2 separate regions of the Homo sapiens genome follow, and region 2 is linked to region 1. The links are chromatin loops, found by intact Hi-C in ENCODE. Cell type or tissue: IMR-90. All regions are shown on one strand. Links, peaks and the distances in the headings refer to the core of each region. The heading gives the core; the rest is flanking DNA. Region 1 overlaps LOC105370034 (a long non-coding RNA gene). Region 2 overlaps LOC105378258 (a long non-coding RNA gene).

The links. A loop is a pair of places that touch in the nucleus more often than their neighbours do. Peaks named below come from ENCODE experiments on the same cell type or tissue, not always from the same donor. Only the 100,000 strongest peaks of a DNase experiment are listed, where the experiment ranks them.
Region 2: a loop joins it to region 1, with 34 times the contacts of the local background. A loop is called at or near these places in 2 of 110 quality-filtered maps.

Annotation. Positions count from the first base shown.
Region 1 is chr12:121,679,148-121,686,055 of GRCh38, forward strand. All of the region lies in intron 1 of LOC105370034 (a long non-coding RNA gene), which reads left to right. Among named protein-coding and RNA genes, the nearest start is that of MORN3, 13 kb to the left of the region's middle. In IMR-90, for the core only: a CTCF peak has its summit at 3,104 (motif pointing left); a DNase peak (open chromatin) is centred at 3,104.
Region 2 is chr12:121,056,968-121,063,875 of GRCh38, forward strand. It overlaps LOC105378258 (a long non-coding RNA gene), which reads right to left. Exons shown (of 4, transcript XR_007063492.1): 4 at 2,323-2,789. It also overlaps the pseudogene OASL2P. Among named protein-coding and RNA genes, the nearest start is that of OASL, 21 kb to the left of the region's middle. RefSeq lists enhancers at 3,035-3,124, 3,245-3,414, 3,435-3,614. In IMR-90, for the core only: CTCF peaks have their summits at 3,249 (motif pointing left), 3,789 and 5,069; no DNase peak of the experiment used is centred there; H3K4me3 peaks cover 182 bases.

The DNA of each region.
Region 1 (6,908 bases), core at 2,117-4,616:
CCAGCCTAAGACACAGCCCCAAGCCTCAGTCCCAGCATGGCAAAGAGCTCATTCGCAGCCCCTAATCAGACCCTGGCTCAGAGGAAGCCAGGACCGCCCCATCGAGAAGAATCTGGGCCAAATTAGGGCTCATCTGCATCTGCAGGCCAGCCGGAAGGGCAGGTTACACAAATCTATGAGATTATTCTCCCTATGGGGTCAGAGTTGGGTAACATTATTCACAACACCTGAGTAGGTGGTTCAGGCTGGCCCCTCCCAGATACTGACATGCCAAGAGCATTAGGCCTGGGGGGCTCCTGTCCCAAATACCCTTCGGGTAATCACTTCCAGATCTGAGTGGCAAGGATATGGCTGAGCGCCATATTCAAGGATCTTGTTTACAGCTTTGGGTGAGAGGAGTTGCCCTGTATAGTCTGGGGCAAGAGGGACTCCCCTCAACACCCACAGATAAATGTCCCCTCAATCAGCAAGGCATGGTCTTGTTGACCCTCTTCTGGGCACAGACCTTTAGCTTTCTTCCTGGATGTTCAGCCTTGGCAGGGAGTCCTGAGATTTGTTTTTTTTTTTTTTTCTTTTACAGAGTCTCGCTCTGTCACCCAGGCTGGAGTGCAGTGATGCGATCTTGGCTCACTGCAACCTCCACCTCCTGGGTTAAAGTGATTCTTGTACCTCGGCCTCTCAAGTAGCTGGGACTACGGGCACTGCCACCATGCCCGGCTAATTTTGTATTTTTAGTAGAGACGGTTTCACCACGTTGGCCAGCCCGGTCTCCAACTCCTGACCTCAAGTGATCCGCCCACCTCGGTCTCCCAAAGTGCTGGGATTACAGGCATGGGCCATAGCACATAATAGACAAAAGGTGGACACCATCCAGATATCCATCAATAGATGAGCAGATAAACAGAATGCGCTCTGTTCATGCCATGGAATCCTATTTGGCTATAAAAAGGAATGAAGTTCTTTTTTTTTTTTTTTTTGGGATGGAGTCTCGCTTTGTCACCCAGGCTGGAATGCAGTGGCACCATCTCGGCTCACTGCAAGCTCCACCTCCCAGGTTCACACCATTCTCCTGCTTCAGCCTCCAGAGTAGCTGGGACTACAGGCGCCCGCCACCATGTCTGGCTAATTTTTTGTATTTTTTTTTAGTAGGGATGGGGTTTCACTGTGTTAGGCAGGATGGTCTCGATCTCCTGACCTCGTGATCCGCCAGCCTCAGCCTCCCAAAGTGCTGGGATTACAGGCGTGAGCCACCGCGCCCAGCTTTTTTTTTTTTTTCTAAGACAGAATCTCACTCTCTCGCCCTTGCTGAAGTGCAGTGGTGCAATCTCGGCTCACTGCAACCTTCTCTTACCAGGTTCAAGAGATTCTCCCACTTCAGGCTCCAGAGTAGCTGGGATTACAGGCGTGTGCCACAACACCTGGCTAATTTTGTATTTTTACTAGAGACGAGGTTTCACTATGTTGGCCAGGCTGGTCTCGAACTCCTAACCTTAAGTGATCTGCCCAACTTGGCCTCCCAAAGTGCTGAGATTACAGGCGTGAGCCACTGCACCCGGCCTAGGAATGAAATTCTGATAGGTGCTACAAAATGGTGAACCGTAAAAATGTAATGCTGGCGGCCGGGCGCGGTGGCTCACACCTGTGATCCCGCACTTTGGGAGGCCGAGGCAGGTGGATCACCTGAGGTCAGGAGTTTGAGACCAGCCTGGCCAACATGGTGAAACCCCATGTCTACTAAAAATACAAAAACTTAGCTGGGTGTCGTGGTGGACGCCTGTAATCCCAGGTACTCGGGAGGCTGAGGCGGGAGAATCTCTTGAACCCAGGAGGCAGAGGTTGCACAGTGAGCTGAGATCGCATCACTGCACTCCAGCCTGGGCAACAAGAGCAAAACTCCGACTCAAAAAAAGAAAAAAAAAGCCCATAATGCTAAGTGGAAGTGTATAAATGCTAAAAGGACACACAGTATGTGATTCCATTCATTTGAAATGTCTGAGATAGGCAAAGGCACAGAGACAGACGGTAGATTAGTGCTTGCCAGGGACTGGAGAGGGAAGTGATAGCTAAGGACTACAGGGTTTCTTTTGAAAATGTTCTTAATTTCACGGTGCTGATAGTTGCATAAGTCTGTGGACACACTAAAAACCATTGGACTGTACACTTATTTATTTATTTATTTATTTTGAAAATGTTCTCAATTTCACCATTCTGATAGTTGCAGAAGTCTGTGGACACACTAAAAGCCATTGAATTGTACACTTTATTTATTTATTTATTTATTTTGAAAATGTTCTCAATTTCACCGTGCTGATAGTTGCATAAGTCTGTGGACACACTAAAAACCATTGAATTGTACACTTATTTATTTATTTTGAAAATGTTCTCAATTTCACCGTGCTGATAGTTGCATAAGTCTGTGGACACACTAAAAACTATTGAATTGTACACTTCATTTATTTATTTATTTATTTAAGATGGAGTCTCACTCTGTCGTCCAGGCTGGAGTGCAGTGGCACGATCTAGGCTCAAGCGATTCTCCTGCCTCAGCCTCCCGAGTAGCTGGGATTACAGGCGCCTGCCACCATGCCCAGCTAATTTTTGTATTTTCAGTAGAGACGGGGTTTCACCGCATTGGCCAGGCTGGTCTCAAACTCCTGACCTTGTGATCAGCACGCCTCAGCCTCCCAAAGTGCTGGGATTACAGGTGTAAGCCACCGTGCCTGGCCAGAATTCACTCATTTAAAGTGTACAGCTGGGAACGGTGGCTCAGGCCTGTAATCCAGCACTTTGGAAGGCTAAGGTGGGCGGATCACCTGAGGTCAGGAGTTTGAGACCAGCCTGACCAACATGGAGAAACCCCGTCTCTACTAAAAATACAAAATTAGCCGGGCTTGATGGTGCATACCTGTAATCCCAGCTACTCCGGAGGCTAAGGCAGGAGAATCGCTTGAACCTGGGAGGCGGAGGTTGCAGTGAGCCAAGATCACGCCATTGCACTCCAGCCTGGGCAACAAGAGCGACACTCCGTCTCAAAAAAAAAAAAAGAAAAAAGAAAAAAAAGAAAAAGTCTCTCATGCAGAATGAGCGCCCTCTAGGGGCTGTCAGGTGTCCAGAGCGAGTCACAGACCACTTTTTTTTTTTTTTTGAGATTTCTGCTAAATTGAAAACCAGGTAAATGTCAAAAGAAGGTAACATAGAATGGGCTAAATTTTGTTTAACTTTTTATGGAAGTGTAAAGTGCATATAGAAAAGTGGGGCAGGCATGGTGGCTCACCCCTGTAATCCCAACACTTTGGGAGGCCCAAGTAGGAGGATTGCTTAAGGTCAGATCAGACCAGCCTGGGCAACATAGTGAGACCCCCATCTCAAAAAAAATTAAAAAAATTTAAAAATAGCTGGATGTGGTAGTGCATGCCTGTAGTCTCAGCTACTCAGGAGGTTGAGGCGAGATCACTTGAGCCCAGGAGGTCGAGAGGTCGAGGCTTCAGTGAGTGGTGATCCCACCACTGCACTTCAGCCTTGGTGACAGAGCAAGACCCTGTCTCAAAAAAAAAAAAAAAGGGGGGGGGCCAGGAGCGGTGGCTCACACCTGTAATCCCAACACTTTCAGAGGCCAATGCAGATAGATTGCTTGAGACCAGGCATTTGAGACCAACCTGGGCAACATGGCTAAATCTCGTCTCTACAAAAAAATTTTTTTAATTAGCTGGGCAATGTGGTGCATGCCTATGGTCCCACCTACTCCAGAGGCTGAGGTGGGAGGATCACCCAAGGCCCAGGAAGTGAAGGTTGCAGTGACCAGTAATCATGCCTATGCATACCAGCCTGGGTGGCAAAGTGAGACCCTGTCTCAAAAAAAAAAAAAAGTGGAAATATCATCAGTGTATACCTTGATAAATTTTCACAAACTGAACACAGCATTTTGTCAAAACCAATAGTCTCTGGGACCATCTCTCTCCGGAACAATGCCAAAAGTCTAAATTCGAGTCCTTCTATATGTGTGAGGACACTCCTGAGTTGACTTTGTAGGCCCCTTTTTTTGTCTCCTTTTTCCCCTTATTTTTCCAAAGGAAAATGAGGTGCCATCTGGGCCGGGCACGGTGGCTCATGCCTGTAATCCCAGCACTTTGGGAGGCCGAGGTGGGAGGATCACGAGGTCAGGAGTTCGAGACCAGCCTGGCCAATATGGTGAAACCCCGTCTCTACTAAAAATACAAAAATTAGCTGGGCGTGGTGGCCAGCGCCTGTAGTCCCAGCTACTCCGGAGGCTGAGGCAGGAGAATCGCTTGAACCCGGGAGGCGGAGGTTGCAGTGAGCCGATATTGTGCCACTGCACTCCAGCCTGGGCGACAGAATGAGGCTACGTCTCAAAAAAAAAAAAAAAGAAAAAAGAAAATGAGGTGTCATCAATGAGGTGGCTATTTTTGTTTGTTTATTTATTTATTTATGTATTTATATTATTATTTTTAGAGACAGGGGCTCACTCTGTTGCCCAGGGTGGAGTAAAGTGGCCTGATCATACCTCACTGCAGCTTTGAACTCCTGCCTCAGCCTCCCTTGTATTTATTTATTTATTTATTTATTTGTGAGGCAGAGTCTCACTTTGTCACCCAGGCTGGAGTGCAGCGGTGTACTCATGGCTTACTGCAGCCTCAACCTCCTGGGCTCAAGTGATCCTCTCACCTCAGCCTCCCAAGGAACTGGGACCACAGGTGTGTACCACCACACTCGGTTAACTTTTGTATTTTTTGTAGAGACCAGGTTTCGTTGTGTTGCCCAGGCTGGTCTCGATCTCGTAGGCTAGAGTGATCCTCCTGCCTCAGCCTCCCAAAGTGCTGAGATTACAAGTGTGAGCCACTGTGCCTGTCCCCTCCCTTGTATTTGAATTTAAATTTAAGTTAGATAAAATTAAAAATTCCTCAGTCACAGTAGCCGCGTTCCAAGTGCTTTGTGGACACATGCTGGACTATATGGGACAGACATATGCAGACATTGTGGCACCCTCGCCAGTTCTACTGGACAGAGCTGCTCTAGGGATGAGTTTTCACTGTAGCCTCAATCCCTTCTTTGGAGAGTTTCCTTTTGCTTCTCTCTCTCCCCCTAACCCTCTTTCTCCAGAAAAAAAAAGGGTCAGGCTGGATGTGGTGGCTACGCCTATAATCCCAGCACTCTGGCCTGCCTGGTCTCGGCCTCTCAAAGTGTGACTTGAGGTCAGGAGTTCAAGACCAGCCTGGCCAATATGGTGAAACCTCGTCTCTAATAAAAATACAAAAATTAGCTGGGCATGGTGGCAGGCACCTGTAATCCCAGCTACTCCAGAGGCTGAGGCAGGAGAATTGCTTGAACCCAGGAGGCAGAGGTTGCAGTGAGCCGAGATCGCGCCATTGCACTCCAGCCTGGGCAACAGAGCAAGGCTCCGTTTCAAAAAAAAAAAAAAAAAAAGGTCAACAACATGCTCTGTCAAAACCTAACATCATGTCTGCAGGGATAAGCCAGTGAAAATTACAGTGTTAGAAAATAGTTGTTAGGCAAAGAAATAAAGCTAATAAATCATCCCAAGGAAAAATGCATGGCCTCACTAGAATTAAATAAATGAAAATTAAAATAACCCTGCCATACCATTACATACTGTCTAGACTAGGAAAAATGTGTAAAAATGATGGCCTGCGATATTGGAAAAAGAGACACCATTACACATGGCTAGCCATCCTCGCAATTAGGTAAATCTTCCTGAAGAACCATCTGGAACTGTTACAGGAACTATAAAACCATTTTCTGACTGAATAATTCCACTTAATGACTATTTGTTCAACATATATAGCTGGCATGAGGCACAGTACTTGGCACTTCACATACTTTTTTTTGTTTTTTGGTTTTTTTTGAGACGGAGTCTCGCTCTGTCGCCCAGGCTGGAGTGCAGTGGCGCGATCTCAGCTCACTGCAAACGCCGCCTCCTGGGTTCAAGAGATTCTCCTGCCTCAGCTTCCTGACTTCACACACACTTTTTAAAGAATTTACTTTTTGCAACAATCCTGTGAGATTGGTAGGTATCCTGATCTTTGTTTTAAAAAGAAGCAAACTGTCCAGGCGCAGTGGCTCACCGCTGTAATCCCAGCACTTTGGGAGGCTGAGGTAGGAGGATCACTTGGGTCAGGAGTTCAAGACCAGCCTGGCCAACACAGCAAACCCGGTCTCTACTAAAAATACAAAAATTAGCTGGGCGTGGTGGCTGAGGCAGGTGGATCACTTGAGGTCAGGAGTTCGAGACCAGTCTGGCCAACATAGTGGAACCTCGTCTCTACTAAAAATACAAAAATTAGCTTGGTGTGGTGGTGCACACCTGTAATCCCAGCTACTCAGGAGGCTGAGGCAGGAGAATTGCTTGAACCTGGGAGGTGGAGGTTGCAATGAGCCAAGATCGTGCCACTGCACGCCAGTCTGGGCAACAGAGTGAGACCCTGTCTCAAACAATAAAATAAAAATAAATAAATAAAAAGCAGGCAACTGTTAGGTTCCCAGAAGTTAGGTGACATATCCACAGTAAAAGAGCAAGGAAGTGAAAGAGCCAAAATTCAGTCGCAGGCCTCTTAACCTGGGAAGACCGGCCCAGAACCCCACATTGCCTCCCATTCCAGAGAATTGCCTTCAGTCAGGTCATCCCAGTGCTTTGAGAGGCCAAGGCAGGAAAATCGCTTGAGGCCAGGAGTTCCAGTCTAGCTTGGGCAACAAGACCATGTCTCTATATAGTCCTCGCTACTTGGGAGGCTGAGGTAGGACGATTGCTCGAGCCCATGAATTAGAGGCTGCAGTGAGCTACGCACTCCAGCCTGGGAGACACAGTGAGACACAATCTTAAAAGAAAAAAAGAAAAGAAAAAAGCCAGATGTGGTGATGCGCACCTGTAGTAC
Region 2 (6,908 bases), core at 2,756-5,255, 620 kb before region 1:
GCCTGGGCAACATGGTGAAACCCCATCTCTACAAACACAAAAAAAGAAAAAAAAAATTAGCTAGGCGTGGTGTTGCGTGCTTGTAATCCCAGCTACTTGGGAGGCTGAGGCTGAGGCACGAGAATTGCTTGAACCTGGGAGGTGGAAGTTGCAGTAAGCCGAAATTGTGCCACCACTGAACTCCAGCCTGGGCAACAGAGCAATACTGTCTCAAAAAAAAAAAAAAGAAAAAAGAAAAAAAAAACCAGAAAGGAAGAAAACTTAGTGCTTGAAAAGCTCAAGCAAATGTTGAATTATATGCAATGTACTCCCTTCTTCCCAATACAGAAACAAAGTCCTTCTTGTTGCTTGTTTACCGATGTTTATTCAGACAGGATCTCTAGCTCTATAGATAACTTTGTTGTAGGCATTTTCTGTGCTGGTCAAAACTGGTGGAAATAGGTATTCTAGGGGCGTTTCCACCTCTGGAAATAGAGATGGTTGAGAGAGCAAGAGGAAAGGTAAAATGCATTTTTTTCTTATACAGACAAATAGTCTCCATTTGAAACACATCCCCGTAGAGGCGGGAATAGGAACTTCACGTTGTGAGTGTTTGAGATCATATGAATGGTGCGCCTCCCATCAAGACAGTGCCTTTCAATCAGTAGAAGAACTTTATTATAACATATGTTAAAGTACTTGAACACCCTCGAACCCATTCTTAAGAGAATACGCATTCTATTTCTGGTTCTGATCGGGATTCCCCTTTTCTTTGTGTTTTTGTTTTGGATCTGGAAAGCAAAGATGCTGCCAGAGCTCTGCAGCAGAGGGACCTTAGGGCACATGCAGATGTGTGGACGAGCCAGAAGCCAGAAGGGCAAAGTTGTATCTTTTTAAGCAACCATGGAAGCTCGAATTTCTGTTTTGAAGCTCAGGGTTTGCTAGTAACACTCCTGATTATTTGCCTTCGACTCCGTATTTAAAGATTCTTTTTTTGAGACACTGTCACCCAGGCTACAGTGCAGCGGCATGACCACAGCTCACTGCAGCCTCGACCTCCTGGCCTCAAGTGATCCTCCCACCTCAGCCTCCCGAGTAGCTGGGACCACAGGTGGATGCTACCATACCTGGCTAATTTTTTTGTGCTTTTTGTAGAGACAAGTTTTCGTGATGTTGCCCAGGCTGGTCTTGAGCTCCTGGGCTCAAGCAATCTGCCTACATTGGCTTCTCAAAGTGCCGGGATTACAGGCGAGAACCACTGTGCCTGGCCTGAAGATTCATTAAAGCTGCATTTCCTTCCTTTTCAGTCGTATTCTCGGCAGCCATTGCCACTCCCAGGTGAAGTCTGATTTGCTTAAGATAATGTTAGATGTCTTTCATTCTAGCAAAATAAACCAAATCTAGATTTATGGTTAAGGCATTTTTGATTTAGGGTGATATGTTAAAAGTTGAACTATAGTTTAGTACTTTCCCAGGGGAAACCATGCTATAAATACGTATTTGATTCCATGGTCAGCCTCTAACAAACCCTCTGAACCCAGAGAGTACCCTCTGATATTACCTAATTGCTAGGTAGTTTCTAACAAAATCAGTCAGCGCCATTTTATTTTTTTACTTTTTTTTTTTTTTTTTGAGATCGAGTCTCACTCTGTCACCCAGGCTGGAGTGGCGTGATCTCAGCTCACTGCAAGCTCTGCCTCCCGGGTTCACACCATTCTCCTGCCTCAGCCTCCCGAGTAGCTGGGATTACAGGCGCCTGCCACCACACCTGACTAAGTTTTTTTTTGTATTTTTATAGTAGAGACGGGGTTTCACCATGTTAGCCAGGATGGTCTCGATCTCCTGACCTCGTGTTCCGCCTGCCTTGGCCTCCCAAAGTACCGAGATTACAGGCGTGAGCCACCGCGCCCGGCCAGTCAGTGCCATTTTAGAAGGAAAATATAGATGATCTTGATGACTTTAGGGGTTAAGTGGGGCTGGTTAAAGAGGAAACAAAAGGCATAAATTTTATTTTAATTTCTTTAAAAATTTTTTTTAAATAATATATAAAAAAGTTTAAAATTTTAAATAATTGAGATGAGGTCTTGCAATGTTGCCCAGGCTGGCCTTGAACTCCTGGGTTCAAGTGATCCTCCCCACTCAGCGTCCCAAAGTGCTGGGATTACAGGTGTGAGCCACTGTGCCTGGCCAAAAGGCATAAATTTTATACAAACCTGCTACCCATAGTCCACTTGATTCCCTGGCACTTAGAGAGCTGGATCCCAAATCATCATCATCATCATCATCATCATCATCATCATCATCCAGATTTGTAGAATAGTTTACTGCTTAAGAGCACTTTTCTATGCTTTATCCCATTTATTGTTCATTAGAAACCGGTTTTAGAGAGGAAGAGACCGATGCTCAGAGAGACAAAATAACTCATCCCTTACCTATCCCACAGCCCCACAGTCCCACAGGGCAGAGCTGGGATTTGAACCCCGGGGGTTCCTGAGTGCTCACCTTTGCCATCTTCAGCACCCTGACTTCCTGGTCCAGAATCAGCTCATTATAGAAGAACTGATCCCTCAAGAACTGCTCAGTTCAATGCCCGGCATCCTTCACTTCATCCTTCCAGTCTCCCTGGGGCTGGAGGCTGTTTTACGAAGGCAGACTGGAAGGATGTTTTATGAAGACATCCAGCCTGTCCCCAGGGGTGTCATACAGGTCCTGGAAGCCTGCCATCTCTGTGGGACCAGGAATGAATCGTCTCTGCTTCTGCCCAGCCCTGTAAGGGGCAACTCCCAGCCTTTGTCCAGTAGGCCACAGAACTGCAGAAGGGCAGGGAGATGGTGTGGGTTAGAGAGAGAGTTAGCTGCCCTTTTTCTTTCTTTTTTTTTTTTTTTTTGATACAGAGTCTTGCTCTGTCACCCATGGCGTGATCTCAGCTCACCGCAACCTCTGCCTCCCGGGTTCAAGGGATTCTCCCACCTCAGCCTCCTGTGTAGCTGGGATTACAGGCACCTGACACCACGCCCGGCTAATTTTTGGTATTTTTGGTATTTTTAGTAGAAACGGGGTTTCACCATGTTGGCCAGGCTGGTCTCAAACTCCTGACCTCAGGTGATCTGCCCGCCTTGGGCTCCCAAAGTGCTGGGATTACAGGCGTGAGCCACCGACGGAAGAATCACTAAGCTTACTTTCCTCTTTTTAGGGTGCAGAGAGGGCTAGGGGGCCCTCCAGGCATCAGCTGAGCCTCCCTCTGCTGGGCTGCCTTAGTTCAGCAGCCATCTCTCCTGCCGGCTGAGAATGGAAACTGAAACTGAACTTTGTTTTGTTTGTTTGGGTTTTTTTGTTTTGTTTTGTTTTGTTTTAATTGGAAACAGAAAATTTGCTGAGCTTTGAAAGAGGAATTTTCTCTTTCCATTTGAGGTTGCCAGGAAAAAAGGCTGGAGATGGAGCCAAGTGCCCCTTGGGCTTCCTTGAGAGGAAGGTTCTCAGGCTGGGAGTTTCCCAGGGTGTCCTGGAGCTGGGCTGCCCCCACCTCTCCATCCCCTATTTCCTGCTGCAGGAGCAGACCTTGTCTCCCTACGGGAACTCAGTAGTGTCTGCCCCGGAATCAGAAGGTGCTGGCTCCTTGGGGTGAGGGGATGGGGGCTTGGGCTGAGCCCCGGGAGTCCTGGGGCCTGGGATTGACTCTTTATTTTCTAAAAGCAAAGACATACTCACCCCTTTACTACTTGTTTTGTTGCGTATATTTAGGTCTCCCCTATCCCCTCACCAATAATCCACAGGAAGGAGGTAATCTTTTAAAAAATTGTCTTTAGGGGGCGCTGTTCTCTCAAGAACTTCATTTTGAAGAGCAAACTGACAGTTTGTGGTAGACACATTGGCTTTTAAAGATCTCAACTAGCGACCAGGCGCGGTGGCTCTCGCCTGTAATCCAGCACTTTGGGAGGCCGAGGCGGGAGGATCGCTTGAGGCCAGGAGTTTGAGACCAGCCTGGCTAACATGATGAAACCTCGTCTCTACTAAAAATACAAAAAAATTAGCCAGGCGTGGTGGCAGGCGCCTGTAATCCCAGCTACTTGGGAGGCTGAGGCAGGAAAATCACTTGACCCCAGAGGCGGAGGTTGCAGTGAGCCGAGATGGCATCACTGCACTCCAGCCAGACTGTCTCAAAAAAAAAAAAAAAAAAAAAAAAAAAAAAAAAAAAGGAAAGAAAGTAAATCCCACATTGATACTGTGGAGGCCATAAGTATGCACCTATAGGATGCATTTTAAAAATGCCCTAACAACGCATAAATATGTCACTGAGGTTTGTTAAGAATGTCCAGATTTCCAGCCTGGGCAGCATAGTAAAACTCCATCTCTACAAAATATACAAAAAAATTAGCCGGGCATGTGGCATGTGCCCGTAGCTACTAGGGAGGCTGAAGTGGGAGGATCACCTGAGCCTGGGAAGTCGAGGCTGCAGTGAGCTGTGATCAAACCACTGCACTCCAGCCTGGGCAACAGAATGAGACCCTGTCTAAAAAAAATTAAAAATAAAAATGTCCAGATTCATGACAGCCTGTCTCTCACTCTGCTTAACAGAGTAAAAAATACTGAGCCCTGAAACACAGGCTTAGAAGATTCAAAAATTGCCTTGGAGAGGGAAAACCACTAAGTGGGAGATGCCTGTGAAGAGCTTGAGTTACAAAATCTTTTTGAAAACTGAAAGTGGAAAAGAGTAATATTTGTATATTACCCCATAACATATACAAATGTATAGCTGTATCTAAATAAATTAACGAAATATTGGAAGTGCATATTTGATTTCCCTTAAGCTTATGTAATTAGGGCTATGCCAACATATTTTTATTTTTCATTTATTTTTATGTTTTTCCCCATTGATCCATGTGATTCTCAAACACATTTTTATTTTCTCCCTGGCAAATATTTGTTATTAGTCCATTGGAAAAATTGATTGGATTTGGGGATCACCTTGCATTAGGGCATTTTTGGTATATGTACTCATATTTTAAAAACTGTGAATTCCAATATATATTCTTAATAGGAAACTGCGACATTTTTGTCAATTTTCCTCTCTTCCACAAGATGATGCTCCACACCCACCTAAAACAATCACCATTTGTAGTTCCTAGGATCCTAGTACAGAAGAGACAGAGGGGATCTGCTTAATCCTTGTTTTTCAGAAGGCAGACAGGAGCCCAGAGTGTTTACCAGGGCTCTTTGACATTATGGTATTGATATTAACTCCAATAGCTATACTTATCAAGCACTTCGTGTATACCAGGCTCTCTACACAGTTTATTTTATTCTTTATTTTTTTTGAGATGGGATCTGGCTCTGTCACCCAGGCTGGAGTGCGTGGCATGATCTGGGCTCACTGCAACCTCACCTCCCAGGCTCAAGTGATTCTCCCACCTCAGCCTCCTGAGTAGCTGAGACTACAAGTATGCATCACTGAGCCTGGCTAATTTTTGTACTTTTTTTTTTTGTAGAGATGGGGTTTTGCTATGCTGCCCAGGCTGGTCTCAAACTCCTGGGCTCCAGTGATCCGCCTGCCTTGACCTCCCAAAGTGCTGGGATTAGAGTCGCGAGCCTCCACACCCAGCCTCTTTTCACAGTTTAGTTCCCATAATCCCCACAAGACTCTGTGATGCAGGTTCACACCATGTTACATTATGAAGAAATCGAGTCTCAGCAAGATGATGTGGCCTGCCCAGAGTCACACACCAAAGAAGTGGACAAGCTGTGATTCAAACCCAGGTTCTCTGATTCTAAATGCCAGAGGTTTACCCACGACATTATCTTACTGCCCAAGGCACTTATTATTTATTGAGCTCCTACTACGTGCTGGGCACTGGGCGAGGCTTGGAGAATACATAAATGAATAAGGCAGCCCCATTCTACGGGCAGTTTGTTATGTGTCTTCTCTACTGGGAATCTTCAGCGTGAGAAGCACGTGGTCCCAGGGTCTAGCACATTTCTTGGCACACAATGGGGCCTCAGTTAATGTTGGCTGAATAAATGAATGAATGACACCATGTTTCCTAGGAAGCAAAAGCACTTCAATCTTGTGACTATTTTTTAGTCCATAAAACGGATAGATGGTGGAGGACAGAGAACTTCCTGGTGACCTTCTGCTTGCTTCGTCAAGGCATCTATCAAGGGTCCCCATCTTTGAGTATGGTGGCTCAACCACAGTGGACCATCCCAAAGGTCCTCTCTGGTTCTGCATTGCAGACACTCTGTGCATGGTGGTGCGGGACCTCCTTCCTGGAGGTGCTTGCTTCTTCATTTACCCCAGTGTTTCTTAACATTTTGAAGTCTTGTGAGCACCAGAGAAAATGATGAATGCAAGGGGCCCTCCCTCTAAAAAACATGTTAATGCTAATATTTTGCATGCAATTTCAGGGGCTTCCTGGACCCCAAGTTAAGAATCTCTGCTATGGGGCCGGACACGATGGCTCATGTCTGTAATCCCAGCACTTTGGGAGGTTGAGGCGGGTGGATCACTTGAGGTCAGGAGTTTGAGACCAGCCTGGCCAATATGGTGAAACCCCATCTCTACTAAAAATACAAAAGAATTAGTCAGGCGTGGTGGTGGGCGCCTGTAATCCAAGCTGCTCGGGAGGCTGAGGCAGGAGAATCGCTTGAACTGGGGAGGCAGAGGTTGCGGTGAGCCAAGATCGTGCCACTGCACTTCAGCCTGGGCGTCAGACTCTGTCTCAAAAAAATAAAAAAAGAATCTCTGGGCCGGGCGCGGTGGCTCACGCCTGTAATCCCAGCACTTTGGGAGGCCGAGGCGGGTGGATCATGAGGTCAGGAGATCGAGACCATCCTGGTTAACAAGGTGAAACCCCGTCTCTACTAAAAATACAAAAAATTAGCCGGGCGCGGTGGCGGGCGCCTGTAGTCCCAGCTACTCGGGAGGCTGAGGC